3 separate regions of the Homo sapiens genome follow, and regions 2 and 3 are each linked to region 1. Evidence: chromatin loops called from intact Hi-C (ENCODE). Cell type or tissue: OCI-LY7. All regions are shown on one strand. Each heading gives the region's core, and the rest is flanking DNA. Links, peaks and the distances in the headings are about the cores only. Region 1 overlaps LOC105373611 (a long non-coding RNA gene). Region 2 has its middle 440 kb from the start of HS6ST1. Region 3 overlaps HS6ST1 (heparan sulfate 6-O-sulfotransferase 1).

The links. Hi-C counts contacts between places; a loop is a spot of excess contacts. Peaks named below come from ENCODE experiments on the same cell type or tissue, not always from the same donor. Only the 100,000 strongest peaks of a DNase experiment are listed, where the experiment ranks them.
Region 2: a loop joins it to region 1, with 2.7 times the contacts of the local background. A loop is called at or near these places in 1 of 110 quality-filtered maps.
Region 3: a loop joins it to region 1, with 2.6 times the contacts of the local background. A loop is called at or near these places in 1 of 110 quality-filtered maps.

The regions. Positions count from the first base shown.
Region 1 is chr2:128,505,470-128,515,580 of GRCh38, reverse strand. The region is part of intron 1 of LOC105373611 (a long non-coding RNA gene); the gene reads right to left. Among named protein-coding and RNA genes, the nearest start is that of HS6ST1, 190 kb to the right of the region's middle. In OCI-LY7, for the core only: a CTCF peak has its summit at 6,274; no DNase peak of the experiment used is centred there.
Region 2 is chr2:128,751,182-128,761,292 of GRCh38, reverse strand. No RefSeq gene overlaps it. Among named protein-coding and RNA genes, the nearest start is that of HS6ST1, 440 kb to the right of the region's middle. RefSeq lists an enhancer at 6,504-6,703. In OCI-LY7, for the core only: CTCF peaks have their summits at 5,496 and 5,709 (motif pointing right); DNase peaks (open chromatin) are centred at 5,732, 6,652 and 6,932; H3K4me3 peaks cover 1,723 bases; H3K27ac peaks cover 3,328 bases.
Region 3 is chr2:128,301,070-128,311,180 of GRCh38, reverse strand. All of the region lies in intron 1 of HS6ST1 (heparan sulfate 6-O-sulfotransferase 1), which reads left to right. Among named protein-coding and RNA genes, the nearest start is that of HS6ST1, 13 kb to the left of the region's middle. RefSeq lists enhancers at 1-104, 105-1,085, 1,552-1,846, 7,830-7,909, 9,444-10,042 and 1 more and a silencer at 1,552-1,846. In OCI-LY7, for the core only: no CTCF peak of the experiment used is centred there; a DNase peak (open chromatin) is centred at 5,470; H3K4me3 peaks cover 313 bases.

The sequences.
Region 1 (10,111 bases), core at 3,278-8,277:
ACCTTTCCTTGCTTCATGCAGAAAGAAGAGAGAGAAATCTGGTATCTCTTCTTGTTTTAAAAGGCAGGAATCCCACAGCGGGGCTCCTCCCTCGTGACCTAATCTCACCCAGAGGCCCCACTCCTAATGCCAACAACTTGGGGCTTAGGGTTATTCAACACATGAATTTCGGGAGGATACAAGCCTTCAGTCCATGGCACAGGGGTTGTTAGAAAAAGTTATAACCGGCCGGGAGCGTCGGCTCACACCTGTAATCCCAACACTTTGGGAGGCGGAAGCGGGCAAATCACGAGGTCAGGAGTTCGAGACCAGCCTGGCCAACACGGTGAAACCCTGTCTCTACTAAAAATACAAAAATTAGCTGGGTGTTGTGGTGGGTGCCTGTAATCCCAGCTACTCGGGATGCTGAGGCAGGCGACTCACTTGAATGAGGGAGACGAGGCTGCAGTGAGCCAAGATCTCACCACTGCACTCCAGCCTGGCAACAGAGCAAGACTCCATCTCACAAAAAAGAAAAAGAAAAAGTTATAACCTCTGGGTGTCAAATGTGCTTAGAAGGCCCCTGGGACTCAGGGTATGTTTGAAAGGTGGAACCAGCAGGTGAAAACTGACTACAAGTGTGAGGACGGGGTATGTTGGGGTGCCTGGGCTGGCACCGGCTGTGGGAGGAGCAGACGTGGCTGGGCATGGGCAGGGAGCAGGAGTCAGGTGTTCAGGAATGTTCCATTTGTGATACCTGCTGGACATCCCTGCTGAGCTCTCAAGTGGACAGTCAGGTAACCAGGCCGAGGGCCCAGGGAGAGGTCGAGGCTGAAGGGCAGAACCTGGGAAGCATCGATAATTACGTGGACTGGAATACAAGGAGACTGACTGCCTGGCGGCACCTCAAACAAATAACAAAATCACAGGCACAGCTCTTCAACGCGGCCACAGGCATCGGAGAAGCAGCTCCCCCGGGACTGGGCAGCAGTGGGTCCCTAGCTGGTCTGAGGGCCCAGCAAGGTGAGACTGACGTGAGCCAGCCAAGCAGGGGTGGAGGTGGGAGACACAGGGGGTGTCTTGAGAGCACAGTAAGCAGTGCCGTGTCTGATGTGGGATTTTACCATCAGGCCTCAGGAGAAGATTGAAGAGTTCTAAGTAGGAAAGTGACGTGATCCGATTTGAGTTTTGAAAAGATCACATAAACCCTGCTTTGTGGAGAGGGGATTAGAGAAGCAAAGTAATCTATTCAGGTGAGAAATGACACATGGGGACCAGGGCAATGTCAGCAGAGATGGAAAAAGCTGGTAGAGCCGAGAAACCAGAGGCAGGTGACCCACACAGGAGATGAGTATGGAAGGAGGGGACTGGGCTGAGAAGAAATCCTGGGTGTGGGGTGCCCTGTGCTGAGACAGGGAAGGCAAGGGAAGGGAAGGGCACCATTTAGTTTAGACATAACTCACCCCAAGAGGAAGTGGGGCCCAGTCCCACTCTGCAGGGCTCCTTGCTAGAGGAAATGAAACTCGGTCATTCATTCAACAACGGGGAACTTAGAACTCACTGGCAGTGGGCACTTGGCCAGGTCCTGGGTCCGATCCATAATAGTGAGCAAAACAAAGTCCCTGCACTTAAGGGAGCTTACATCTCATGGGGGACCCAGGCAATAAGTAGGGAGACGTGGACAGATTGGGGGTACATGTGAAAGCAGAACCAGTGGGACTTGCTGATGAGCTGGATGCAGAGAGTGAGGGAATAAGAGGAAGCAGGACAATTTCTAAGATTCATCATTGAGAAACTGGGTGGACAGAGGTGGCTCACACAGACTTGAGAAAGACTGGGAGAGAACAGATTTCAAGGGAAAAATTAGTGATTAAGTTTGGGGCACGTCAAGTTTGAGAGATTTCTTGGACATCCAAGTCATGGGATCAGGTAGTACCTGAGCTCCTTGGAGGGCCTGGCACACACAGGCCACAGTGCTGGAGGTCACGTGATGGATGGGCTGGCCGGGGAGATAAGACGAGGGCCCACAGAGTTCGGGAACCTTGGGAAGATGGAACAAGTCTCACCGAGTCTGAGAAGGAAGGGGTAAGCCACACAGAATGGGGTCACAAAGGCCTTAGGAAGGCTACGTGTGTCGTCACCCAGGGTGATGCTGCTGAGGGAGTGGGGAGTGTGGATTTGACAATGTGAGGGTTCAAGGCCAGGGTCATCGGTAGAATGGCTTGGGAGGAAGGCCATGGAGCAGGATGCAAGACAAAGAAGTGGTGAGGAATTAGAGACCACGCCAAAAGCAGCTCTCGTAATGTGACTTACACAAGGGATGATCATAAAACCAATAGAGAGGCATTTTCATTTTCACAATTCAACTTTCAGTCCATGCCAGATGTTGCTGCTTAGAAAGAGGATACCCAAGAGAGGAGCCCAGTGCAGGGCAGGGATGTTGAGTGTGGCCTCAGGACCCATCTTTCTTCAGGGCTGGGGCTTCTTTTGGGGTCGCCCTTGGCTAAACACCAGCGTGATTGGAAACTTGGAAACCCAGGGCATCTTCACACCCAGTGAGGGCCTGCCAGCCCTGAGTGTGGCTCCACTGCCCCTCCCTGAGCTGGGCTCTGCTCACAGCTCACTGGCTCTCACCCAGCTATTTGTGCATCCATTTGTTTAAAAATTCTTGCTGAATCCAAGGATTCAGGCCTGAATTAGACCTCATTCTTGCCCAGGAGGACAGATAAGGAGGCAAAGAAGAACATGATAAGCTTTGGGGTGGCGGGGGCATGAGGCTGCAGCGACAGGGGAGAGCCTGTGCCAGTCCTGTCTGGAGCAGATGGGCTGGGAGCTCCTCAGGGGGAGGCGACTCAAGTGCCAGCCCTTAACAGCCAAAGGCAGTCATCCCAGTAAAGAGGGCAGTGGATCCCAGGGCTTAGCAGGTGGCAGAGGAGAAATGCCTTGGTTGGGGGCCAAGCTGGCCCTGGGTCTGGATTACGCATTTTTCACTTTTCCATGTGTTTCTCTCAGTAGTCCTGGGAGGTTAAGAGAACCTGAATTATTCACTGTGATTAGCAAATGATTAAACCGAGGCCCAGGGCCGGCCTCACCACCATCTCAGGCAGAGGCACAGGATTGGGAGCCATGCTTACAAGTGCTTACCAGCACTGGGCTCTTTACACACACGGCCTTCTTTGCTCTTCTGGCTTCTTGCAGGAGGTATCTCTGTGGGACAAGGGAGGGAGGTGAGGCCCAGGAGACCACACTGCAGTGATAGGGAGGTCAGGCAGGGTCTGGGAAAGTGTCCCTGCCGCGTACCACCCCCAGCTCAGAAGGGGGCCTGAGGCCTGGGCTTTCTGAGCCCTATTGACCGGGGGAACAGGAGCGAACCCTGGCTCTCTGGAGACGCCTGGAGCCTTGGTGCTGACAAGGCAGGGACTAACCCGGAGCCGCAGCCAGTCAGCAGAACAGCAGCTGTCCATGGCCTGTGGTAAGGGCCCATCTACCTGCCCCTGGAAGTCAACATCATTGAGTCTCTCTCCTTCCTGCTCTGCCAATCCTAGATTATCTAGGACTTGACGTCCCTCAATGGCTCAGTCTCTCCAAGCCCAAGGAGTGACCCAGAAGGGCCCCCTAGGCTGCATCACCACCTTGATAGAGTTGGATAGTTGTCCCTGCCCACATCTCAAGTTGAATTGCAATCCCCACGGTGGAGGTGGGGCCTGGTGGGAGGTGATTGGATCATGGGGATGGATTCTCACGAGTGGTTTAGCACCGTTCCCTTAGTGCTGCCCTCAAGATAATGAGTGAGTTCTCCCACGATCTGGTTGTGTAAAGTGTGAGGCACCTCACACACACCCTCTCACTTGCTCCCACTCTGCTTTGTAACATGGCTGCCCTCCTTTTGCCTCGCACCATGACTGGAAGCTTCCTGAGGCCTCCCCAGAAGCTGACGCTGCCATGCTTCCTGTATGGCCTAGAGCACCATGAGCCAATCTGACTTCTTTTCTTGATAAATTACCCAGTCTCTGGTATTTCTTTATAGCAATGCAAGAACAGCCTAATACACACCTCCTCTGGGTCCAGGAGGTAACACTGTGCCTGGGAGGTGAGCCCCACTTCCCACAGGCCCCAGAGGTCTTGGCGGCAGCAGGGAAGGCAGGTCCTATCTGGAGACCAGGTGAGAACACGCTCCAGGCTCCCCTGAGTCTTTCATGGGCAATAAATGGCCTGAAGAGCCTGGGCCTTCCCTGCTGTGATCCTTTCCACCCCTGCCCGCAGCTCAGGAACTCCAGCTTCACCTGGAGCAGCCTGCAGATCCCGAAAGAGCAAAGAGGAAACACAAAATGTCCCAATGACAGCCACAACACCATTCTCTATAAGGCAACCAACCCACCTGCCACCCTGCCAGCTCCAGCTCCAAATATGCCCCATGCCTGGCAGTGTCTGGAGGAGGAGGCAGCATCAGAGAAGGCTGTTTCCCAGACAGGAGAAACTGCAGCACATTGGCATGTGGTGGGAATGAGCCGATAGCAAGGGGGAAAATGATGATGCAGGAAAGGAGGAAATTGGGGATCCCTGCCCTAAAATTCCTGGCATGCATGCTGAGGTTCAGTCTCCCTCCTGGCACACAGATGAACCAGGCCCAACATACACCATTGCCAAGAGTCCTCTCAGCCAGAGAATTCTTGAAGAGCCCCAGATGCAAGTAAGTGTTCCTTGAGCTGAAGAAACCAGAACTAGAAGATGCAGTAACCTTGGGACCCAGGGCTGTGAGTCATCAAAGCATAAGGCTTACTCGAGTTTGGGAGAGGATATATTTCCTTTCTTTGAAAATATTTCTTGTTGTGTTCTTAATTTTTTAAAAAGTCAGCTCATGGCAGCCACTCAATAAAAATGTAAAACAGACTGAGTACAGTGGCTCATGCCTGTACTTCCAGCACTTTGGGATGCTGAGATGGAAGCATTGCTTGGAGCCAGGAGATCAAGACCAGCCTGGGCAACATAACAAGAACCCATCTTTACAAAAAATGTTTAAAAATTTTCCAGGCATGATGGTGTATGCATGTAGTCCCAGCTACTCGGGAGGCTGAGGCGAGAGGATTGCTTGAGCTTAAAAAATCTATAGAGAGAGACAGAGACAGAGAGATTGAAATCAAGCCCAGATGCCAGATGGCTTTAGGGTGAGTTCTAAAAAGCAGTCAAGGAATAAATAATTTCATTATACAAACTATTCCAATGCGTAGATAGAACGTTAGCTCACTAGAAGTCTAGAGTAACTGTGAGAGCAAAACTAAACAAGGATAATACTATACAAACAGGGAAAATTATGGGCCAATTATACTCATGAACATAGATACCTATATCATAAATAAATTATTAGCAAACCAAGTCCAGTGATGAATAAATACAAAAATATATCATGATCAAGTTGCTCCCAGGAAAGCAAGATTGATTTACTATTAGAAAATATATTGATGCAATTCACCACTGCAATTGTTAAAATTAAAGAAAGGGAATGAAATAATAATTTCCAGCTGGGCACAATGGCTCACACCTGTAATCCCAGTACTTTGGGAGGTCAAGGCGGTTGGATCACTTGAGGTCAGGAGTCTGAGACCAGCCTGGCCAACATGGTGAAACCCCATCTCTACTAAAAATAAAAATATTAGCTGGGTGTGGTGGCAGGTGCCTGTAATCCCAGCTACTGCTTAATAATAATTATTATTATTATTTCCCTATAAATAGACTTTTGAAATTTAATGAAAAGACCTCTTCACGTACTAGGAATAAGAGCAAACTTCTTTAACTCGATAAAGTCTGTGTCTCGAAATCCAGTGAAAAAATCATACTTAGCACTAGCATAACTTATTTGAAGTCAAAGACAAAAGTATCCTCTATAACTACTTCATTTACTATTGTGCTCGAGGTCTTAGCCAGTGCAATGGGAAAAGAAAGTAAAAGGATTAGAAAGAGAAAAACGTATTTTATTATTTGCAGATAATGTGATTTATGCACAAAAAAAAAATCTAAAAGAAAAGAGTCTAGCAAGTTCACTGGATATAAGATGATGATGATGGTGTGTGTGTGTGTGTGCACTCATGCCAGCAACATTACATTTTAAAATGAAAATTTTTGAAAGTACGACTTCCAATAACAATATAAATTATAAGTACTTAGGAATAAAGTTAAGAAATTTGTACAAGACTTGTACACGTTGTTGCCCTGTGCAGCCATGAACTTTGTACACTGCACAACTCCAGGGGGCATCACTAGACTGAGATACACAATTTGCACAAGTGCAGCCATGCCTTTATAGAAAAAGTTCTAAGAAATCATTGAAAAAATTTAAAATAAATGTAAATACATAGGTAGTTTTACCATCCTCTTGAGATTTAGCATCATAAAGATATTGGTTCTTCCAAAATTATGCTATAAATTAAATGCAATTCAAATAAAAATTCAACAGCCTATTTCATGGCACTTGACAAAGTGATGATTTTGAAAAATATCTGAGAAACAAAGGGCCAAGAATACCAGCAAAATTTTTAATAAAAAGAAGTGGATAGGAATATTTATCCCATTAAATATCAGAAGTTATAATAAAGCTATAATCATTAAAGCAGTGTGGTATTGACCCAGGAACCATCAAATAGGAAGGGGGAACAGAATAAAAAGCCCAGAAACATATCCACACATATGTGGAAACAATGTGTGAGCTGGCATTAAAAATAGTGAGGACTGGGCAGCACGGTGGCTCCAGGCTGCAATCCTGAGGTGAAGCAGGAGGATCTCTTGAGGCAGGAGTTCGAGACCTGCCTGAGCAACGTAGCAAGCCCTAATTTATATCTATATAACAATAAAAAATAATTAACAAAATAAAAATAAAATAGTGGAGACAGATGTTTCCATAAAGGAAAATATAAAAGCAGATCTTCATTTTGTACCACATACAAAAATCAGTTCGCACTAAAATAAAAATCTAAACATGAAAAGTAAAACCTTTAGGAAAAAATATGGGTAAGCATCTTTTATGGTCTGGCTACGAAGAAGGATTTCTTGAGGAACACAAAAAGGACAAGTCATAAAGGAAAAGGTTAATGAACTTGACTACAGTAAAATTTGTAAGTTCTTTTTTTGTTTTTTGTTTGTGTTTTGTTTTGTTTTGTTTTGAGACAGGGTCTCACTCTGTTGCCCAGGCTGGAGTGCAGTGACATGATCTCGGCTCACTGCAATCTCCCAGGTTCAAGGGATTCTCCTGCCTCAGCCTCCCAAGTAGCTAGGACTACAGGTGCGTGCCACCAGGCCCAGCTAATTTTTGTATTTTTATTAGAGATGGGGTTTCACATGTTGGCCAGGCTGATCTCCCAACTCCTAACCTCAAGTGATCTGCCTGCCTTGGCCTCCCAAAGTGCTGGGATTACAGGCATGAGCCACCATGCAGAGCCAAAATTTGTAAATTCTATGAATGAAAGATATCAAAAACAAAATAAAAACACAAGCTCATACTGAGAGAAGATATTTGCTGCTTAATAACACACAGTTAGTAGACAACATATATAAAGAATTCCCACAAATCAAAAAGAAAAAGACAAACAACCCAATTTTTTCAATGGGTAAACACTGTGAATGAGCAATTCATAAAAAGAGGAAAACCAAAAGAAGGAGAGCCATAGGAAAAGATGTCCAAGACTCCCCAGTAAAGGCAGGTGTCCCTGGGAGGCCCTGGTGTACCTCAGCCTCACACTAACTTCTCCAGGTATAGGTCACCCCAAGAGCCCTGATGGGAAGCCCAGAGATGAGTGAGCCAGCCCTCCCTTTAGGACCTCACATTCTGAAGGGAGAGAAAGAGGCATGATCACCCATATCCCTGCACAGAACATGCCAAATGGATATTTGCACGAAGGTTTGTGCACCACCGGGGGGAACTGCCAGCTCCACCAAGGCATTTAAGGAAAAGGCCCCTGGAATTGGGGAAATTCTAGCTTTCAAATCCTAAAGCAAATATGACATTTGTGACATAAATTGCTTTCTACTATCTAGTTTTCAAAACCACTGGAAGAGAGAAAATCACCATGGAGTAGCAGAGAGAGGCTTGGACAGAGAGATCAGAGAAATCCTAATTCCCCTACCAGCTGCTCCTAATATGCTCAGGTAATCCTGGTCTATCACCTACTCAAAAGTCCAGCGTAGATATCAAATGGGCATCTCAAACTCAACCACCCAGGACTTCAGCTCCTCAATCTTCCCCCACCCACTTGGCCTGAACCTTGCCTGACTCCACTCCATCCTTCCCATCACTCAGGTCAAAACCTTTAAGGTCATGGTTGACTCATCTGCTCTAATGGATCAGAAAATCTTGAGAGCTCACTATGCAAAATATATCCAGAATCTGGCCACATCCCTCCACTGCTAAGGCCCTGGCATGAGCTACCACCACCTCTCACCTGGATTATTGTAGTAGCCACCCAAGGATTCTACCTGCCCCACCCTTGCCTCCATACACAGCAGTCATGTGACCTTTTTAAAATAAAGTCCTGATTATAATGCTCCTCTGCTCCAACCCTCCCTGGCTCCCATTTTGGAGGAAAAGCCTAAGTCTTCATGGTGACTTCAAAGCCCCCCACAGCATGGCTTCCCTTGCCCCCGCTACAGCTCTTCCTGCAAGCGCTCTGTTCCAACCACGCTGGGCTCCTGGCTCTTCCTGGAGCACTCAGGCATGGCCCATCTTGGGGCTTTTGCAGGGTTGTTCCCTCTGCCTGGAACATTCTTCCCCCAGATAACCCCATGGCTAACTCCCTCGCCTCCTGCAAACCTTTGCTTAACATCACCTTGGCTTGGAGGCTTGCTCTGACTACTTATACAAAATTGCAAGCTGCCTCCAGCCCTTGCCCAACCCAGAATCCCTAATCTCACCTACTCTGCTGGGATTTCTCAAACATGAACTCCTCCTAACATACTATAGAATGCCCATAGTTGATAATGTGTCTCCTCCCTACTAGACCGAAGCTCTACAAGGGCAGGGATTTGTGTTATTCTGCCCAGTGCCTAGGGCAGTAGCTGGCAGGTGGAATACTTACTGAATTGAAAAGCTCTTAACATTGCTGAGTCCCAGCTTGCCCATCTTCCAAAGCTGAAATCTTTAACCTAGCTCAAAGGTGCTTATTGCTGGAAAGATCAAAGGAAAATGCTTTTAAAATATCTAACACTGTGCAAGAAATGGGTAGGGAGAGCTGCAGTTCTTCCTTTCAAACCACCCTTTAATAAAAGGCAAAGATTGCTGACTAAGCCTTCAGGGGTGGGGATAACACAAGTAGGGCCCTGGACAGCTGTAGGTCAAGCTGGAGGCCCCAGGTCACTTGTGTGGATGGCATCACCTACAGGCATTGGCTACATTTTGTTGAACTCTTGCTCTCATAGAGGTAGAAAGTCCCCTTGCTGGTTAAAGATGTGGAGTGGTGTCCTGGCTATTGGTGCTTCCTCTGCTGATTGCAGGGCCTAAGGACACAGCATCCTTGCCAGTGTCATAGGGGCTGAGAAAGGGTGTTGGCAGGTGTTTGCCGTCACTCTACAGTAGAATCGAATCCCTGTCACAACTGTCTTGGAAATATGATGCAATTGCACTCTCCATGCACAGGTTGCAGCAGGGCCAAGCTCAGAGATGCAGGGTGTAATCTCTCCCATGTTAGTCTGCAACTAATTGATTGTCTTCCCAGCCAGGAGCCAAAGCCATGGCTCACTGTAATTGTGTGAATCGGAAATCCTATCTAGAATCCACTTCCCTTTCCTATTTGTCAAGATCACATTCAGGATAGGCTGTAGTTTCCAGTTGGAATATTGGGCCCCTGCACAGATGGGCTGAAATGTAATCCAGCACTGCCAAGGGCATCCCAAGGGTCAATTAATTTTGCCTTTTCTCAGAGAGGAATTTCCAAGAATCATAAAGTGGGATTGTGCTGGCCCTGGGAGAGGTGCTGAGCCCCTGCCTGGGCTGAGGCGTAAGGTTTTCACCACCATTTCAAACTGAGCTGGATTATTGAGAGACCAAGGAAGCAGCTGCCACCCACATACACAGAAGGAAACTACTACCTTGAAAGAAGTTCCTTAAACCACTGAGCTCCCAGAAAATCTGAGCCTGGCAGTGGTATTG
Region 2 (10,111 bases), core at 2,874-7,873, 250 kb before region 1:
TCTAGGCAATACCATTCAGGACATAGGCACAGCAAAAATTTCATGATGAAAACACCAAAAGCAATTGCAACAAAAGCAAAAATTGACAAATGGGATCTATTAAACTAAAGAGCTTCTGCACAACAAAAGAAACTATCATCAGGGTGAACAACCTAGAGAATGGGAGAAAATTTTTGCAATCTATCCATCTGACAATGTTCTAATATGCAGAGTCTACAAGGAACTTGTATTCTTAAATACAAGAATAAAAAAAAAGACTTCATTAAAAAGTGAGCAAAGGACATGAGCAAACACTTCTCAAAAGAAGACATACATGTGGCCAACAAACATATGAAAAAAGCTCAACATCACTGATCCTTAGAGGAATGCAAATCAAAACCACAGAGAGACACCCTCTTGCACCAGTCAGAATGGCTATTATCAAAAGGTCAAAAAAATAACAGATGCTGACAAGGTTGCAGAAAAAAAAGAATGCCTTTACACTGTTAATGGGAGTGTAAATTAGTTCAACCATTGTGGAAGACAGTGTGGTAATTCCTCAAAGACCTGGAGAGAGCAATACCAATTGACCCAGCAATTCCATTACTGGGTATATACCCAAAGGACTATAAATCATTCTGTTATGAAGATACATGCACACAGATGTTGATTGTAGCCCTACTCAGAAGGGAAAAGATACGGAATCAACCTAAATGCCCATCAATGATAGATTGGATGAAGAAAATGTGGCGCATATACACCATGGAATACTATACAGCCATACAAAGGAATGAGATCATGTCCTTTGCAGGGATATGGATGGAGTGGAAGACATTATCCTCAGAAAAGTCATGCAGGAACAGAAAAGCAAACACCACATGTTCTCACTTATAAGTGGGAGCTGAATGATGAGAGTACATGGACACATTGAGAGGAACAACACACACTGGGGCCTGTCAGATGGCGGGAAAGGGTCAGGGGAGGGAGTGCATCAGGAAAAATAGCTAGATGATAGGATGATCTGTGCAGCAAACCGCCATGGCAGAAATTTACCTGTGTAACAAACCTGCACATCCTGCACATGTACCCCTGAACTTAAAATAAAGGTTGAAGAAAGCAAAAAAATGCCACGATGGTAAAAAAAAAAGAAAGAAAGAAAAACCTACAGCTAATATTACACTTAATGGTAAAACACTGGATACTTTACCCCTAAGATTAGAAACAAGACAAAGATGTCTTTTATTAATTCTATTCAGCATTGTACTGTAGCTTCTAGCCAAGACAAGAGAAAAAAAAAAGTCATACAGATTGGAAAGAAAGTAAAAGGTCTTCTATTTGCAGATGATGTGATCTTTTATATGGGAAGCCTAAGGTAACCACGTGCACACAAAAAAAAATGTATTAAAACTAATAAATGAGTTTAGCCATAGGGCAAGCTACAAAATAAACTTAAAATAATCAGTCGTATTTCTATACACTAGTATTGAACAATATGAAAATAAAATAATCACATTAATAATAATATCAAAAAGAATAAAATACTTAAGAACACAGTTCAATATAAGATGTGTACATCAAAACTACAAAATATTATAATAGAAATTAAAGAAAATCTAAATAAATGGAAAGACTCCCATGTTCATGAATTGGAAGATAATATTATTAAGATAGCAATTTTCTCCAAATTGATTTTCAGATTCAATACAATCTCTGTCAAATTCCCAATTCACTATTTGCAAAAATAAACAAGCTGGTCCTAAAATTTATATGAAAATGCAAGGGACCCATAATAACCAAAACCATTTTGAGCTAGAACAAAGTTGGATGACTCATATTTTTCAACAGAACTACACTACTCAGGACAATGTACTGGCATAAAGATGAACAGGCAGAGTAATGGAATATAATTACAAGTCCAGAAATAAACCCACAACTTTAAAGTCAATTGATTTTTGCCAAGAGTACCAAGATCATTCAGTGGGAAAGAATAGTCTCCTCAGCAAATAGTGTTCGGACAACTGGATATCGTCACACCATATATAAAAATTACCTTAAAATGGATCATAGGCCTAAATGTAAGAGCAGAAACTAACAAACTCTCTAGGAGAAAGCACAGGAGTAAATATTGCTTACCTTGTGTTAAGCATTGGTTCCTAGATAAAACACCAATAGCACAAGCAATAAATAAATAAATAAATAAATAAATTGCATTTTATCAAAATTAAATGTTTTTGAGCTTCAAAGGCCATCATTAAAAAGACAAAAGACAGCCTATAGAATGGGAGAAAATATCTGCAAACCATATATCTGATAAGTAACTTGTATGCAGGCTATATAAAGAATTATTACAACTCTACATTAAAAAGACAAATAATCCCATTAAAAATGGGAACTATATTCCAGTAGATAGTTCTCTAAAGAAGATATGCAAATGAGGCCTGACGCAGTGGCTCATGCCTGTAATCCCAGCACTTTGGGAGGCTGAGGCTGGCAGATTGCCTGAACTCAGGAGTTCGAGACCAGCCTGACCAATATGGTAAAACCCCGTCTCTACTAAAAACACAAAAAATTGGCCATGCATGGTGTCTCATGCCTGTAATCCCAGCACTCTGGGAGAGTGAGGCAGGCAGATCACCTGAGAGGTCGGGAGTTCAAGACCACCCTGACCAACAATGGAGAAACCCCGTCTCTACTAAAACTTCAAAATTAGCCAGGTGTGGCTATAGGCGCATGCCTGTAATCCCAGCACTCTGGGAGAGTGAGGCAGGCAGATCACCTGAGAGGTTGGGAGTTCAAGACCACCCTGACCAACAATGGAGAAATCCCGTCTCTACTAAAAATACAAAATTCGCCAGGCGTAGCTATAGGTACATGCCTATAATCCCAGCTGCTCAGGAGGCTGATGCAGGAGAATCACTTGAACCCAGGAGATGGAGGTTGTGGTGAGCCGAAATCACACCATTGCACCGCAGCCTGGGCAACAGGAGCGAAACTCTGTCTCAAAAAAAAAAAATTAGCCAGGCGTCGTGGTATGTGCCTGTAGTCCCAGCTACTGGGGAGGGTGAGGCATGACAATCACTTGAACCCAGGAGGTGGAGGTTGCAGTGAGCCAAGATCCTGACCACTGTACTCCAGCCTGGGTAACAGAGCAAGACTCTGTCTCAAAAAAAGAAAAAAAAAAAGATATGCAAATTGTCAACAATCACATGAAAAGAGGTCCTGCATCATTACTCATCGTGGAAATACAAATCAAAAGCACAGTGAGATACCACTTTGCACTCACTAGGATGGCTAAAGTCAAAAAGACGAACAAGTGCTGGTGTGGATGTGGATAAATCTGAACCCTCATTCACTGCTGGTGAAAATGCAACATGGTGACACCACTTTTAAAAACAGTTTGTCAATTCTTCAGTTAAACAGAGAGTTGTGATATGACCCAGCAATTCTACTCCTAGGTATATGTCCAAGAGAAATGAAAACATACGTCCACACAAAAAACTTACACACAAATATTCATAGCAGCGTTATTCATCCTAGCCAAAAAGTGGAAGCAACCCAAATGCCCATCAACAAGTGAATGGATTTTACAAAATGTGGTATCTCCATGCAATGGAATATTATCTAGCAATGAGAAGGGAGGTACCGATACATGACATGGGTGAACCATGAAAGCACTATGCTAAATGCAAGAAGCCAGGCACAAAGAGCCGCATATTGCCTGGGTCCATGTTATTGCCTCATATGTTTATTGAGTGACTTCCGTGTGCCAGGTGCTGTTCTTGGTCCTGGGGATTAATCGCTGAACACAGTAGACTTGATGGCTATCCTCCTGAGGCGTTCGTTCTAATGCAAGACAGATTTGAGATGGATGCTTGTGCACATAATTAATTCAGTAGAATTAATTGCAATTGTGATATGCACTAACAGAGAAGAGCAAGGGACTATGTCTTTGCCTGGGAGGTGGGGGAAAGCTTTGCTGAGAAGGTGACTCAATTGCATGTCCTCCTCTTTTTTTCACTTCACAGCATATTATAAGCATTTTCCCAAAATTAAAAATTCCTTATGCACATCATTTTTATGTCTGCATCATCCACTACTTGTGGTTGTGTCTCGCCATCCCTGAACAATGGGCAGGCTGTTTGTTTCCATTCTTTTTCTATTCTTCATACTGCTTCAAGAAACTCCTTTATGTAATATCCATATTCCTCATTACAGCTTAAGGATAAATTCCTACCAAAGTAATTACTCAATCAAAAGGCAGCTGTTTTTTGTTTTTGTTTTTGTTTTAAGATGGAGTCTCACTCTGTTGCCCAGGCTGGAGTGCAGTGGCGCGATCTCGGCTCGCTGCAACTTCTGTCTCCCAGGTTGGAGCAATTCTCCCTGCCTCAGCCTCCTGAGTAGCTGGGATTACAGGCGCGTGCCACCATGCCCGGCTAATTTTTGTATTTTTTTAGTAGGGACGGGGTTTCATGATGTTGGCCAGGGTGGTCTTGAACTCCTGTCCTCAGGTGATCTGCTAGCCTCAGCCTTCCAAGTGCTGGGACTATAAGCATGAGCCACCGCACCTGGCCAAAAGATAGTTTTTTAAAGCTCTTCGTATGTATCACCAAGTGTTTTTCAGAAAGATTGGTCTGCACCTGCCCCATCCACACCACACCCACACACCATAAACTGGAAGTTTCTCCTCGTTTCTCTCTCCATCCAGTGCTAGCAGCTGCCCAGCCCTCCTGACAGCGTCATTCCATCTCTGTGAAGGGACTGGAAAAAGGGCCTCCTGCTAAGTGTCACACATGGGCCCCAGCTGTACACTAGAGAGTGGGAGAGAACACATCTGACAGCCTGGACACCTCCCAGCTGTCAGTTCAGCATAATTGGAGCTCAATGCCAGATCTCAATGTATCCAACCATCTTCTGCATGACTCTTTTGCCCCTTTTTTCATCTCTATTTTTGGTGTTGCTGTGGTTCATTTACTAGTCCTATAATAAATCATGCAGTGATTGCCACAAGTTTTAATATATAAGATTTGCTCAAATTCAAGTAATTTGATTTCAGAGATGACTCACTTTGTTTTCGAGCCTCAAAGAATGACATCAGGCAGGCTGGACTTTGGATCTCAGGTCTTCAGCTCCATAGTTTTAGAACCTCGGGCAGGTGCACCTCCTCACGTCTATGAGTTTCTGAAAATGTAGATAGCCCCTATTTAACCACGGGAGTGAGGCTTGTCTCAGAAAACACGTCCACCGCCACTGCCTGGCAGGTGGTCCCGTGGGACATGCTAGTTCTCCTGTCCCTGCTCTTCTCTCCCCACAGCCCACAGGATGGGGCATCCATGCGTCCTCCGTAGGCAAGGAGCCCCTGCAACTTTTATGCAGAGTTACAGTTGCTGTCACACCATCAGCCAACACTCTTCCAGGGAGCTCCTACCGGGGCACAGAGCTGTTGGATTATCCATGGTCATGCATAATCGACACAAGGCACAGCCCCGGAGATGGTTAAAATCTTCTGGCACTAGCAGGGTATATATGAAACCTAAACAGCCAGTTCCGAAAAAAAGTTTTCAGAGGGGTCCTCGACACTGGGAAAGCTGCCGGGTGAGGACAGACAAGAGGCCAATGTGAAGTCTCTTTTTCCATTTTCCTGCTTGATTTTTCTGCTTGAGACTTAACCATGATAAATCCTGGAATACTCCTTATTTATCTTTGTTGTTTTCCGTCTCTCCCCACTAGAGGGCGTGCTCCATGAGGGCAGGGGTCTTCGCTTTTCTCTCTGCTGCATCCTGAGCGCGGCTGGGACTTTTTGACTCTCGGTTAATATTGACCGAATGAATAAATGACTAAGTCAGCAGTGGAAGCAGGAAAAAAGGCATGCATGTGTATTTTTGGAGAGAAAAAGGGAGGTTTGCTGGAAGCAGAGGAGCTCTGTCTCCTTTTTTTTTTTTTTTTTGAGACGGAGTCTCTCTCTGTCGCCCAGGCTGGAGTGCAGTGGAGCAATCTCGGCTCACTGCAAGCTCCGCCTCCCGGGTTCCCGCCATTCTCCTGCCTCAGCCTCCTCAGTAGCTGGGATTACAGGCGCCCGCCACCACGCCCGGCTAATTTTTTTTGTATTTTTTAGTAGACACGGGGTTTCACCGTGTTAGCCAGGATGGTCTCGATCTCTTGACCTCGTGATCCGCCCGCCTCGGCCTCCGGAGCTCTGTCTCTTTGGGGTGCACAGCTCACTGCCCCCCAGAGTCTCCAGGGCCGAGGGTCAGGGATGTGGGTTGAATTGCAGGACCTCAGCTTTAATATGCTTTCCCGTTAATATGCTTTCCCGTCACAGGGAAACGGACTCCACCCAGACTGACTGTGGGATTGATTTCTAGGTCTTTTTATCTTTGGGGGTCAGGTGAAGAGATGGAAAAAGTTAATATATGTTGCATTTCAGAAACAAACTTAGGAAAAAGTTCTCTGGCATTTTCTAGCCATATGATGTGTATACATAGCCTAACATCTTTTTTTCTTCCATTTCTGTATCTGTACTATGAGATCAACTTATAGGAAATAATGTCTGTAAAACAATAACACAGTTCTTGACTCCTAGTAGACAATCAGTAATTGATGTCAGCTATCCTGGTGGTGGTGATGGTGCTATTATTTGCTTCCTGTTCCAGGTGGCTTCTGGTTCCCTTGGGACTTGCCCTGTGTGCAGGTACAGTTCAGACCAGAGGAGAAGCGGAACACACCGCAGCATCCTGTGGGGTCCTGCATAGTGGAGTAAATGAGCCTGGGCATTTGGGAGAGGGCTAGGGGAGTGTTGGTGTAAAGGACAGCAAGCAAGTGGTGACAGCCACCGGCTATTAATACTTTTAGTGAGTTTCTGCTTCACTGCCGGTCATTTTTTCTCACACTTAACAGCTTGCACTGATGACAGGAAGCACATGCTTGTAAGCAGACCATCTCCTGCAGCACTCACTGCACACAGGGCCTGTCTCCACCGGGACTGAGAGCCCAGACTCTCCTGCCCACATCCTGCAGCTGGCCTGGGAGGAGGCGCCTGCAAGCTTCCTCCTTTGGTTATCTCTCTCTTGCTGCGCCTCTGCTGCTTTTCCATGTGATCAAAGCAACCTTGACATCTTTCCCCCGTGCAGAATTTAATTTCCTAACTGAGATTTTATATATAGCACAAAATAAAGTTCTTATGTCTCTGATCTTGCAAGATAACCCCCAGCCCCACCTCACCTGCACAGGAGCAGGGCTCCAATTGATATGATAATGCAGGAGAATGCAGCCCTGGAAGGATGTCAGGCACTTCTAAATATACACGCGTGCGGCCCAGTTCTGACTAGTGAGGGCTTTGATGTTAAATGAAATGGGATAATGATACGAGGAGAGTGACGCTGGATCACAAATCTTCTCTCCAACAGATGAGGACAAAAGTCAGCAAAAACCTTCCCAACTGCCTCCAAGCAAGGGAAAAGGGACTGCATCCTAGAGCTGCAGACAAGGAGGCCAAGTTAAAAAAATCAGAGTATTCTAGCTCAGCATGGCGCTTACTCTTCTCCACCAACCAGAGGTCAAGCTGGCAAAGGAGGTTAAAAAAAAAAAAGTTCTAAGCATTCTCTCAATGCCCCCAAATGTGGTGACTACAAGGTAAATGGGCCACCCTGGAAAATAGAAAGATCAACCTGAGAGACAGGAAGGAAGCCCAGCTGGCTTCCTCTGGCTCTGGGAGAGACAGGAAGAAATCTGGGCTCCAGCAGGTTGAGGGCCTCCCACTGGATATCCCGAGGATGTTCTCCTTCCCACTCCTTCCAAGACGGAAGGAGAACACCGATGCATAAAACACAATAGGCAGGCCTGGAACTGAGCCCCGGAGGAAGGCAATCATGTCAAACGGGGCAGGGAGGCTGTCAAGGAAAATTCACCCAATGATATTTGAGCAAGGGAAGTTAAGGGTGAGAGAGAGATACAGCAACTGCGCAGGGATGAGACACGCATATTCCAGGGAAAATACGCAAAGGAGGGGGGCGCATGGCACACAAAGGCCTGGAGAAGAGTGTGACTCTGTGAGTCCCTCACTCCAGAGGAAGGCTGGATAGAAACGTGAATGAGACTAAAATTGAGAGAACAGCTTTAAAAGAGAACCTTTAGAAACATCGAGTGCTAAAGCAACATTCCTAACAGAACTAGTAGATTAACAAAAACAACAGGGGACAAAATGTCCAGTGAGTTCCTGACACAGAGGCAGACAGGCTTGAGATGGAGATGGCGGCGGTGAATGCCTGAGAAAGGACCCAGAGAGGACAGCAGTCAGAGAAAGGACAACAGAAATGCAGAACAGACCCGGGGAGCCGTGACCTGACACACACATGTCCCTAACATGGAAACCCCACAGAAGGCGACAGGATGTCTTTGCAAATACACGATTATTTTCATTAACAAAGACACAGGAACTGAAAGCAATCCAAAAGGAGCACGCTGTTCAGAAAATGTTAATACAGAACCACGGCCATGGGAAGTTTCCTGGTTAACGTAATGAACAGGAAGGATAAGCAAAGAGTGCTTCAAGCATTCAGCTAGTCAAGCCAGGCCAAGAAATGACTGGGCAGGGGTGGATCACCTGGGCTCAGTGCTTTCGTCTCCCACCGCTCTGGAGCAGTGACGGAGGGCAATAGCAATGACATTGAGGGAAAATTCAGAGGGCCAGAAAGTCTTACTCAAGAACCCAGCCAGCTGGGTTCAGAAATAACAGTCACACATAAGGCCAGGTGCGGTGGCTCACCCTGTAATCCCAGCACTTTGGGAGGCCGAGGTGGATGGATCACGAGGTCAGGAGTTTGAGACCAGCCTGGCCAACATGGTGAAACCCCGTCTTTATTAAAAATACAAAAATTAGCCAGGCGTGGCACCGCACGCCTGTAGTCCCAGCTACCCGGGAGGCTGAGGCAAAAGAATCGCTTGAACCCGGGAGGCAGAGGTTGCAGTGAGCCGAGATCATGCCATTGCACTCCAGCCTGGGTGACAGATTGAGACTCCATCCCAAAAAAAAAAAAAAAAAAAAAAAAAATACCCAGATAAACATACCAAAAAGTAGGCTGCAACCATGAGACATTTAGAAAAAAAAAATGCCAACCCACTAATATGAACAGGGAAAGGGTAGGCCCGGGGCAACATTTAAACTAGGGGACAAATGGTTAAAACCCTACATTTTATGTTATGCATGTCTCACCACAATAAAGAAAAACATTTTTAAAATGCAGGAAAAAAAAAGGACAGTGGAGTGTGGATTTAAAAGTTCTAAGAAAAAGAAAAAAAAACTGTTTACTCAGCCAAGTTTCCCCTTGATTATATAGGTGGCAGACTGTCACGGCTGGCGGGAACTCGGGAATACGTCTACGGGACCTTTAGAGGGGAGAGGGGAGAGGGAGAATGACTTGGGGATGAAATGCAGCCAAGCAAACAAAAAAAGTAAAATAAAAACCCTGCCAGGAGAGTAAAAGCTGTTATAAAAAAAGACTCATGAGTATCAAATCCACTTAAATATAGAAAAAAGATAAAACCAGTGGGAATAATTGTTACAAAATAGAATGCAAATGCTCCTAACCTTGGAAAAGTCAGTATTATATATATCACCAAGAAAAATCAAGAGAAGTAGTAAGAGAAAGTTTAAGAATGCTGATTTCCTCATCTTTTATAATCGAGTATAATTAAGACCTTCTGAAATTGAGACGTGAGTTAAAAACATGAAGGCTCCAACTTCTTCGTGTTTTTCATATCTTGTTAGCCTTGCAGGGGCTCTTTTACAAAATAATATCTTTTGTGGCAAAGCAACATTTATTTGAAGATCAGCAATTCTTTTCATTTAAATACCACTTCATTTTCTTCTCTTAAATTGAAGTAAAATGTAATAAAATACTTTTATATTGAAAATAGGAGGTATCACAAATCCCCTTTTTATTGAAGGGAATTTCTTTGTTCAGCCCTGCTTGCACCCTTTTGTAGTCTATATGGCTGAGGTGAGGGCCCCTGGGGCAGGGGTGGTTATTGGAGAGCAGCTGAATCCAGGTTAGTTCAAAACATGTATATTTTTTCCCTCTCTCTCTTTCTGCATTATTTCCATTTCTTGTCATGAACAGGCTTCATTTTTACCAAA
Region 3 (10,111 bases), core at 2,471-7,470, 200 kb after region 1:
GTCTGTTTTGGGTTTGGGTGGGGTATGTTATGCTGAAAAAAATAGTCCTAGACCTAGGGGATGAGGTTGCTCCAGCCAAATGACAGTGAGCTGGTGGTAGCCAGAGGTGTGGGCTGCAGTGCCCTGAGGGAGTGGAAAAGCCTCCCACACACAGGGTTTTGCAGGATGAGCGGGGTGTGGAGTGGAAGCAGCACTCAGAAAGCACAGTTGGGTTTCAGACACATCATGCGAGACCCCGCCACTCACAGCAAGGGGGGGCAGTGGAGATGGGACGGCATGAGTGGAGAGGGGCCCCTGCAAGCAGGCCAGTTGCTTTCTGACTGTGGGACTTGTGGCCTAATCTCTTTGTTCCTTTCCTGAAAGTGCCCCTTTCCTGATAGGGCATTGTCCCAAGTCCCCAGCTTGCAAGGGATGTTGTTTTGGAAAAACATGGCAGGTACACGCCCACACAGGAGTGTTCAAGTGCTGATCCCAGACCACCCAACCCAGGGTGGAGGCTGTTAGAGGACATTTAGGATCCACAGGTGGGCAGAGGGAGGATGTCCAGCCACCAGAGACCACACACATCCTACCCCAGCCGTGGTGAAGATGGGGCTGTTTTCCTTGACCATGGAGCAAAAACCATCCAGGACAGCTCTCCCCCTCCATGCCACCAGTTGCTCCTGAGCCAGCTCTGTGGGTGCTGGGAGCTGCGCTAAGGATTTGCACCTGTCCCCACCAGCTTGTGGCCTTCTGCTGCCGCGGTGCCTCTGCCCTGAACTCCCTCTAGGGCTCAGGACCTTTGGGGCCTCACACCTACCCCACTGTTGGTCCTTGATTCCTTGACTCACACAGCGTGTGGTCTGGGGCTGGGGCTGGGGCCCAGCTCACTGCGGGGGGATGCCTGTGGGGGTGACACGCCGCAAGTTCCACGGGGCCACCTCGGGAGGTCTTGGGTCCTCTCTGTGCAGACCAGGCGCTGAGGCTGCGGTGGAGGGCAGGGAATCCATAGGGATTCAGCTGCCTGCTCAGGCCCTGGGCTGTGTGTTGGGTGGGCTTCTGGAAAGCTCTGCTGGGAGTCCAAGGAAGAGAGGAGTGCCCTGGGCAGCCCCTCCTACCTTGTGGCTGGAGCCGGTGGGTCTCATGGGCCCAGATAGATACCTGTCTGAGCCTCAGTCTTCCCATCTCTAAAAGGGGGGTGGCAGTCTGCCATTTGGTTCTGTAGAGGAACCAGTGACTTATTAACTGTGACCGTGGTGACCGCATGATCCCTCAGCCACGGACTGTGTCCATGTCTTATGGGAGCCATGGCCACTCATAACCCCTTAGCATTCTGCAGCCTAGTGCAGGCCCAGTTCCTCATCTGGAGAGCGAGCCGTCAGCAGCTGTCCGCGTGCCATGGGGAGACTGACCGCGGGGCCAGGGCTTCAGTGAGAGGCAGCTCCCGACAGCCTGCACCTGGCCTGCCTTTGAAGGCCACACGTGACCAGCACAGCTGCCTAGGATTATTTACACAGAGAACGTTAAAAGGCCCAACAGGAGGGCCATCAGAGCAAATCACTAATTGTCTGGAAAGATACAAACTGGAGAGATTGAAACTCTGGAGTTAATTGTTTACGAAGCTTTGAAGGCCACAGAGGTCAGTGGCCGTGGGTGACCGCCCCCGGTGGTCATGGGCAGGGGCAGGGGCCTGTTATCTCCCTGTGACAGGGCCTCCTGCTGGGGCAGGCCTGGTCCTTGTCCAGGATCCCAGCTGTTCCCTAGGAGGGGCTCTCCACTGGTCAGCCCAGGCCGCTGCTCAGAAGCTGTATCAGGTGGACATCTCTGGGGCCAGCCCAGTTTGCATTCTAGCTCTGGCCCCATTCCTGCCTGGAGAAGTTGGGAACATTCAACCTCATTTTCTTTTCCCACCTCACGGAGTGGTAGGAGATGAGAGTTCACTCTGTAAGCTCCACACTATCCTTCACCCTCCACAGCAAACTAGGACAGAAGGTTCTATGGGTAACCCAGCAACAAGGAGGGCAGGTGAGGCTGGCCAAGACCCACCTCGGGGCTGGGAAACCCCGGGACCATACCAGGGGTGTCAGCAGAGCAAAAGAGAGGCCCCAGGCTTGCAGTCAGACCAGCTGGGCCAAATCCTGGCTTTGCATCTCACAGGCTTCTGCAGCTCAGGTTCCCCATCTGTAAAATGGGCATACTCATAGTGCCTGTGCAGGAGGTAGACAGTTGGAATTATACCCACAGTTCCACTGTGGCCTCTGTACTATAAGAGGCTAGAATCTGACCCATCTGTCCTGGAGACAGGGAAGAGACCTCCAGAGCCAGCTAGGAAGTCAGCTCTTGTTCTCACTCCATGAATTAGTTGGTTTGCAGGGAGCTTCCCTCAAAGCAGCTGAAGTCTGTGCAGGTTGGGTCCTGTTATCTGGGACATCACCAAGTGTCATCACTGGCCTTCCAAGGTGATGACCTGGAGCATGCTGTGTTTTGGCTGTGGGGGTCTCCTGCTCACCTTGGGCTATGGCCTTGGGACCACCCAGTGCCTTCCTGACTGTGCCCATTTGACAAAAGGCTGTCTCTACCAGGATCTCCAGAAAGCTCTGGCCCTCTCTGGCCAGCAGCCAGGATGTAGAGACTGTGCACATCTGTCCTGGTGCCCAGGTCGTGAGACCCTGTGGGTGGCAGCCTGACCCCACCCCCAGCCATCTGAGAACCTCGAGACCCAACCAAGAGGAACCCAGGGTCAAGAGGAGGAAGGGGTGGATGCCACGTGATGCTGGCCCTGCACAGAGGCTCGCCTGGCTGAGGGCCCAGGCCTTGTTCCTCGGATGCAGTGGTTCCTCCCTTCCCTAGACCCCACCAGCTGCTATCACCCCCTACATGGTATCTCCAGGGGTGTAACTGGGGAGCCTTGTGGAGTTTCACCTCTGTTCCCACTGCAGGCTTAGCTGGGTGCGGCTCGCAGGTGAAGACCCCATGCACTGTGCTCCACCCCACCCCTGCCTCCCTGCAGCCTCGCTCAGCACCACTGTCCTGCGTTTCACATGTTTCCTGCCCTTGTGTTTATGCTTTCGCTGTAGATGTGTGTATTCCTTAAATGATACACAGTGCTGTTTTGATGTTACTAACTTTCCAGAACCCTTATCAAACTCTGCTTGACCTTCTGCAACTTGCCGTCTTCACTCAGCCTTGTTTTGAGATTTATCCCTGTTGGTCCCTGACATGCGTGTTTAATTCATTGACTGCTGGACTTAACATCAAGGTAGTCCAGACGGATCTCTGCTTGGTTCTAATGCAGCTGCGGGGAGCAATTCACTTTGGCCATCACAGTCCAGGTGCGGCCACGGTGCTCGCTCATGGTCCCTATGTGTCCCTAGGAGTGTGTCAGAGGGAGGTTCTCCTCACCACCATGCTGTGCCCGTGGTTCCCGATTGTTTGGGCGGGCACTCTTGGCTCATTTCTGCCAGGCCAGGAGCCAGGAAATGGGACCTCTGTGCTCTTAGTGCATGTTTCCCCATGGCAGAGAGATAGCATCTTACCATGTGTTTATCGGTCAGTGAGGTCTCTTCCACCGACCTGTTCACGTCTTTGGCCTGTTTTCCCCTACAGGGTTGTTTGTGCTTCGCGTATTGGTTCGTAAGCGTTCTTTATGTGTCCTGGTGCCAGGTTCCATGGGTAGCATGCTCCCCGCTTCTCTCCTCCTGTTCATCATTTCTCCATGTGTGGACTTGGGCCTGTGGCATCCCGGTGCCTGCACCAGGTAGGGCCAGGCTGGCCCAGGTACATCCCATCTTCCAGCTGAGTCACATGCCAAGAAGAGGTATGCCTGCTGACCTCTGAACCCCATGGGACCCTGCTGGTGGTGAGAGCTCAGCTGGGGGCTTGTTAGTGTGAGCAGGTGGACAGATGGCAGCTGACCAGCATCCTCCCTGCAGCGTGCACCCCCCAGGGCCTTCCCTGGAGATCCTCAGCAGTGCCCACGGTGGCACCTGCACAGCCCTGAGCCCAGGAAGGCCAGACAAGCAGACAGTTCCTCACGTGCCAGGGCCCCTCACAGCGATTTTGCCGCATGTGTTGGAGTCCCTTTGAGATTGAGTTGGAAGGAAACCCAACTAAAACCGCCTAAAACCAGAGCCTGGAACCCACGGCTCTGAAGTCACAGGGACCCCCCCACCCCAACTCCCAGTGAAAATCTGGGTGGGCGTTTCCCAGAGGGAAGCCTGCCTGTGTCACCCCCCAAGCCCGGCCAAAGAGCTGAATGTCCACGCCCTGTGCCTCAGCCTCCCCCCATGACAGTGACGACACTGCTGTCTGTGCCTCCAGCCTGGTGCCTGGCCCTGCCCTCACTCCCCAGGCCCCTTGGGCACCGTCTGCTGCGGGCGCACCCAGGGCTGTCCCTGTGGGGCACTGCTGTATGGATAAAGCTTTTCGCACCCCCTCAGAAAGGAGCATGGGGGTGGTAGCCCCCTCATCATCCCAGCCTTGGAATGTGCCCCCACCCCATGTGACCCCAGCCCCATATTTGCAGTACCCCTGCTGCCATGCCCCCACTGGCTTGGGACAGAAGGGCCTACACATCACCATCCACCTGAGAATTAGAAAGCGCCTTCTGCTGCAGGGCTTGCAGGAACAAATGTTTACAGCCCCTAGGCGGCAGGGGGAGCATCTCCCCTCTGAGTTATGAGCTTTAGAGGCTCCTGTGTAAATATTTACCTCTCTAGAGCATTGGTGACCGTGGGAGATCGGGATCTGTAAGCACTGAGGTTTTCTGTTTGCGTCATCGTGGCCAGGGTGGGGTGGGGGTGTCGTCCTGGAGCAGGGAGCCAGGCTGTGGAGCGTGCAGCTGCGTTCTCCCTGGAATCCTGGTCCACATTCCCTGGCAGAGAAATCTTCGCAGCGGCGCGGCCACGTCCTCCAGCCCGACCACAGTTGATGGAGGGAAAGCCAGGGAAGGCACTGTCCTGTGGAGTGACACCAGCGTGCTAGCCCTGCTGAGGAGCGGAGGCACAAAGGAGGGCATTCCTGTCCCGAGGGTGCAGTCTGGGAGCAGGGAGGGGCTGTGACAGTCTCATTCAGGCCTCACTGTCAGGGGCGCTGTTTTGCAGATGAGTAAACTGAGACTCAAAGAGCCTAAATAACTCATCACCTAAGGTCACCGGTGGCAGAGCTGGGATTCACACACAGGCCTGTGCCTGCAGGATTTCCCCCAAACTCCTCCCAGTGACAAGTCGCAGGCAGGTCACTCCCCAGAGTGGGGGAGCCAGGCGTGTGGCTCATGTCCGCCACAGTGCCTGCCTCTGGGAGGGTAACGCAGCTGCTCTGCGAGCAGGTGGGCTCGCCAGGGAGTCCAGGATGGTGCAGGGAACCTGGGCAGGTCCTGAGGGACTGCTGGCCCACCCTCCTCAAGGTCCAGCTGAATGAGTGGCCTGCTGGAAGCAGCTGTCACCAGGTGTGATGCTTCAGCTCCCCTGAGAGGATCAAGGGCAGGCAGAGCAGATGGTCTCCCGGGGGAGTTGAGAGGGTTGTGATGTCACCCGTAAGGAGAGGCTCTGCCCAGGCACTAAGCCGGGGAGAAGGTAGGCCCCAGAGTGAGAGTGGGTTCCAGCTCTGCCTGGAGAACAAGGGCCTCAGCCAGCCGGGCTCCAACCCTTGCCACAGCCTCCTTCCTTCCCGCCCACTGCAGACCCCAGGGCTCCCGGTTGGAGGGGCTCGGCCCCTCCTCTTCTGCCTCTGTTCCCTCCTGGCAGGCAGGAAGGTGAGCAGGTCTGAGCAGTTGGTTTAGCTCACGCAAGTCCAGGCAGGGCCGCTTGTCGGCACACGTCCTGAACCCTGCAAAAGTTCAGGCCTCCCAAGTCATGCTTTAAAACTGTCCAAGCAGGCCCATCGGGAAGCCAGGCCCAGCAAGGAGGGGTTTGTTACTCTGCTTTCCTGGAAGCTGGGCTGGCAACGTTCCCAGCAGAGAACATCATTCTTACAAAGTAGAGGGGTGTCAGGTTTCAGCCAAGTGGGTAAAAGGCAGGTATTGGGATTGGTGTGGCTGTTCCAGGACAGGAGCAAACCCCCATCCTTCAGCAAGTGGGTCAAATGGGGACCCAGGCAGGCAATGGGTCAGGCCAGCAAAGGCTGGAGAATCCAGAATGGAGAGCTTAGGAGGCCCTCATAGCAGGGAGCTGCCTCCTGCATGACACTGACCCTGTGCATTCCACACAGATCACAGGCACTGCCCTGGGCCACCAGGAAGGCCCTGGGGACCATGTTCCATGGGTTGCCACAGAGCCAGGGGATGATGGCCTGCAAGTGTGTGTGGGTGCTCAGTCACCCGCCCTCCCCAGTGCAGCCCAGCCCAGCTGCAGGAGAGGAAGGTAGCCATTCCTGAGTGTCATGAGATGCTGAGTGCTCCAGGGTGGGTCCTCTCACTGACCCAGTGAGGGCTGCCACTGCTGTGCGACACTGCTGTGAGCACTCTGATGGGACACAGTGTCACTGTCCCTGTTCTCTGGTACATGGGTGCCTCCATATCTTCCCAGTGGCAGAGGGTTTTTGGCCAGCATCTGACTACAGCGGCTGTGTGCATTGCTGCAGTGCTGGGCTCTCCCGAGAGGGGACCCACGGGCAGAGGTCACCAGCCAACCCAGGGACCTTTCTGGAGTCCTGTGCAGCTGTCCATTAGCAAGGCAGCCTCCGAGGGATGCCAGGGCCTTACAGTCTGTGACAGGTACTTGTTTCGTCCTCCTGCCCCTTAGCCAAAGACAGCTTAGTGCCCAGGCAGTGGTCCTGGTCCTGAGGGGCTAGAGGCCCTCCTCTCACCAGGCCTGTACCATGCACCATCTCTGTCCCTGGGGAGCACCCACACAGGGAGACCCAGTTTCTAAAGGCTCGGACACACTTCAAGAGGACGAGCATGGCTGGCAGCATCCCCCAGCGTAGGGGTCGGGGAGGGGGAGCTATATTAGGGTTCTCCAGAGGGACAGAACTTATAGGATATATAGAGACAGGTGAAAGAGGATTTATTGGGGGAATAGGCTTATGCAATTAGGGAGACTAAGATGACCCGAGATCTGCCATCTGCAAGCTGGAGAACCAGGGAAGCCAGCGAGCAGGCTTAGTCCAAGGCCAAAGGCCTGAGAACCTGGGGGCTGTGGTGTTAGGTCCCAGAGCCCAAAGGCCCGAGAACCTGGAGTTCTGATGTCCAAGGGCAAGAAGATGAGTGTCCCAGCTCCAGAAGAGAGAGGAGATTCACCCTTCCTCCACCTTCCTGTTCTGTTGAGGCGTGCGGTAGATTGGAAGATCTCTGCTCACGCTGGAGAAGTCAGTCTTCTTTTCTCAATCCACCCATTCAAATGCCAATCACAGACATACCCAGAAACAAAGCTTTACCAGCAATCTTGGTGTCTTTTAACCCAGTGAAGTTGACACCTAAAAGTAGCCACCACAGTGGCCTTTGGGTGAGGACCTGGGCACCCACACTGGGCTGCAGTAGCGTTCTCCCAAGGGAGCCTCAGCCATTTATTTCTAGGCACCTCCCAGATGTCCCCTTTAGCAGGCAGCCTGGATGTCATGAAGCAGAAGGATGTTGGCCAACAGGTGGCAAGTGCCCACTTGACGGGGTTGGCCAGCCAGTGTCCCCCCACCATGTATGGAGGAGCATCTGGGCCCAGACAGGTGCGTGTGCAGGTGGGACTTTAAGCTCAGGGTTTTGCATGATTGGGTGCTAGATCTGGAAACTACGTTTTAGGTACTTCTCTTCGGTTTTGTTCTTACTGTAACAGTAATGCATGCTGATTCTAGAACTTGTTCTCAAGCACAGAGGCACTACATAGAGCTGTCCTCAGCCCTCAGGGTGGCCCCATGGGTGTTGTGCTGTTAGGGTCAGGGTCAGCCTGCTCCCAGCTCCTCTGCATGGCCCCGTGTCCCTGAGCACTTCACATGCCCTCCTGGCCCTGCCTTTACTGTCCTCTGTGATGCTGCAAAGCACCTCTTGGCTGCATGTTTGGTCTGCATCTTGGGGCATCCTTTCAGAGAACGTCGAGAGTGGAGGTGTCCTGGCTGTGTGCCTCGCCCTTGGGCATCAGGGGTGGGGCAGGCCCAGGCCCCAGAAAAGCCTGGCATTTCCTCCTGGGAATGGGCAGCAGGTCGGATGTGTGGGCCTGGCTCCTGGGGTTTAGACTGTGGGGGACCAGAGAAACATGTGGTCAGCACTTTGGAGGAACACACAGGGAGGGGTGAGGACAGGAGGGCGTTGCAGGCAGAAGATGCCGTGAGCAAGGACCTCAAGGGCAGGCCGTCGGGGGAGAAGAGGCTGGAGCAGCTGAGAGGCCAGGCCTTGCCCTGTACAGAGCAGGGAACTGGCCGGCTGTCTTCCCAAAAGAGGCCTTGGGAGGGTGGACTCAGATGGGGGCCGTTGCGGAAGAGGCCCCACCACAGAGCCGTTGGAATGGAAGACCTAGCCACAATGGGAGACCTAGCCTCAAGGGCTGGGCCTGAATCAGGAAATGCCTTGAAGCCCCGTGGTGGCAGGGGCTTGGTGGGGAGCATCCCAAGTGCAGCTTGAGGGAGTGAGGGGAGGGGAGCCAGCCACCAGGCACAGGAGTAGCAGGGGGTTTGGGAGGGAGCCACCATGTCAAGGAGCCACTCAGTCACCAGCACCTGCGTGCAGAGCTATTCCTGGGCCCCAAGAGAGGACTGGGTCCACCCTTGGGGAACCGTTAGCCCTACACCTAGAGGAGCTGCAGATGGTCACAGGGCTGGGGCTGGGAGGGAGTGGATCAGATGGGAGTGTCTTCAGCTGGATGCTTAGTGAGAGAGTCCCACACATGCACTCCCACATGTGAACACACCACGTACACATCAGTAAACATGCAGACACACATGCACGCCAGCCTTGGCTGCACAGCTCCAGCTCAGCCTGACCCATGTGTGCTGCCCATGGCATTCTTTGACCTCAAGGTCCCCAGTTTAGCAGGCGGCCAGTGAGTCATGGGGCCTGAGACCAGGTATCCTCCCCTAGTTACACCTCTCAGACTCCCTGAGGCAGCAGCGCCAGCTTGGAGCACAGCACCTGGCCAGAAGTCCCCATGCACAGCCTCCACTCTGGTCACACTGAGCAGTGACACCTACTGCCTCAGGGTGTCCTGAGGGATGGGACTGGCTTCAGGGCTCTGGCGGGAATGTCTTCTCATTGGGGCATGACTTTATCCAGGGAGAGGAGCTGGCGGCACCATGGAGAGCCCAGTCCTCTGCCTTCCCTCCCCTCAGGCCAAGCTGGAGCCTCTGAGCTGTTCCCACTAGGGAGACACCGGCCAGCATGGTGTCCCTGACTGTCTGGCAGCCGTGATGCCTGCGTGAGCCAGTGGGGCCCAGGAACACATGCTGCCCGATGTCCATGAGTGCCGGGGACCCCATGGAGGCTGGGCCCAGCGGGCAGGATCAGCTGCAGGCTTCAAACCAGCACACATGTACCCCTGAGGGTGAGAGGCTGGAGAACTCCCAGGGTTGACCAGGGGCTGACAAAGCACGCACGCTCTCCCACACACGCACGCTCACGCTCATATACACACATCCCCAGCAGTAGCTCATGCTTTGGCGCCAGTGGTGACTCAGAAACATTCTGGAACAAGAATTCCTTTTTTCCTTACAAGTGGTTGGCACTTGGGGATGTTTCTTCGTATTTGAAATTCCTTCCCACTGGTCCCTTTAAGAGCTGAGCAATTTTCCATTCTGAGCTGGGCTGCTCTTCCATCCTGAGCTCTCAGAAGTCTTTGAAATGGTCCCAGGATATTAGAGGAGATGCTTTTCCAAAGACGATCTGCTGTCATTGCAGACACAGGAAGGGTAGCCTGGAGCCACATGGCCCCTGGGAACCCCTGCCTGACACACAGGGCGCAGGAGCCATGCAGCCCCTGGGGATCTCTGCCCAACACAGAGGGGTACAGGAGCCATGCAGCCCTGCCTCACACAGAGGGGTGGCTAGAGCTACGCAGCCCCCGGGAACCCCTGCCCCTCACAGAGGAGTGGCTAGAGCCATGCAGCCCCCGGCGACCCCAGTCCCACACAGAGGGGCGGCTAGAGCTACGCAGCCCCCAGAAACCCCTGCCCCTCACAGAGGGAGGGAAGGCTGGTTTCTATAGACCATTCA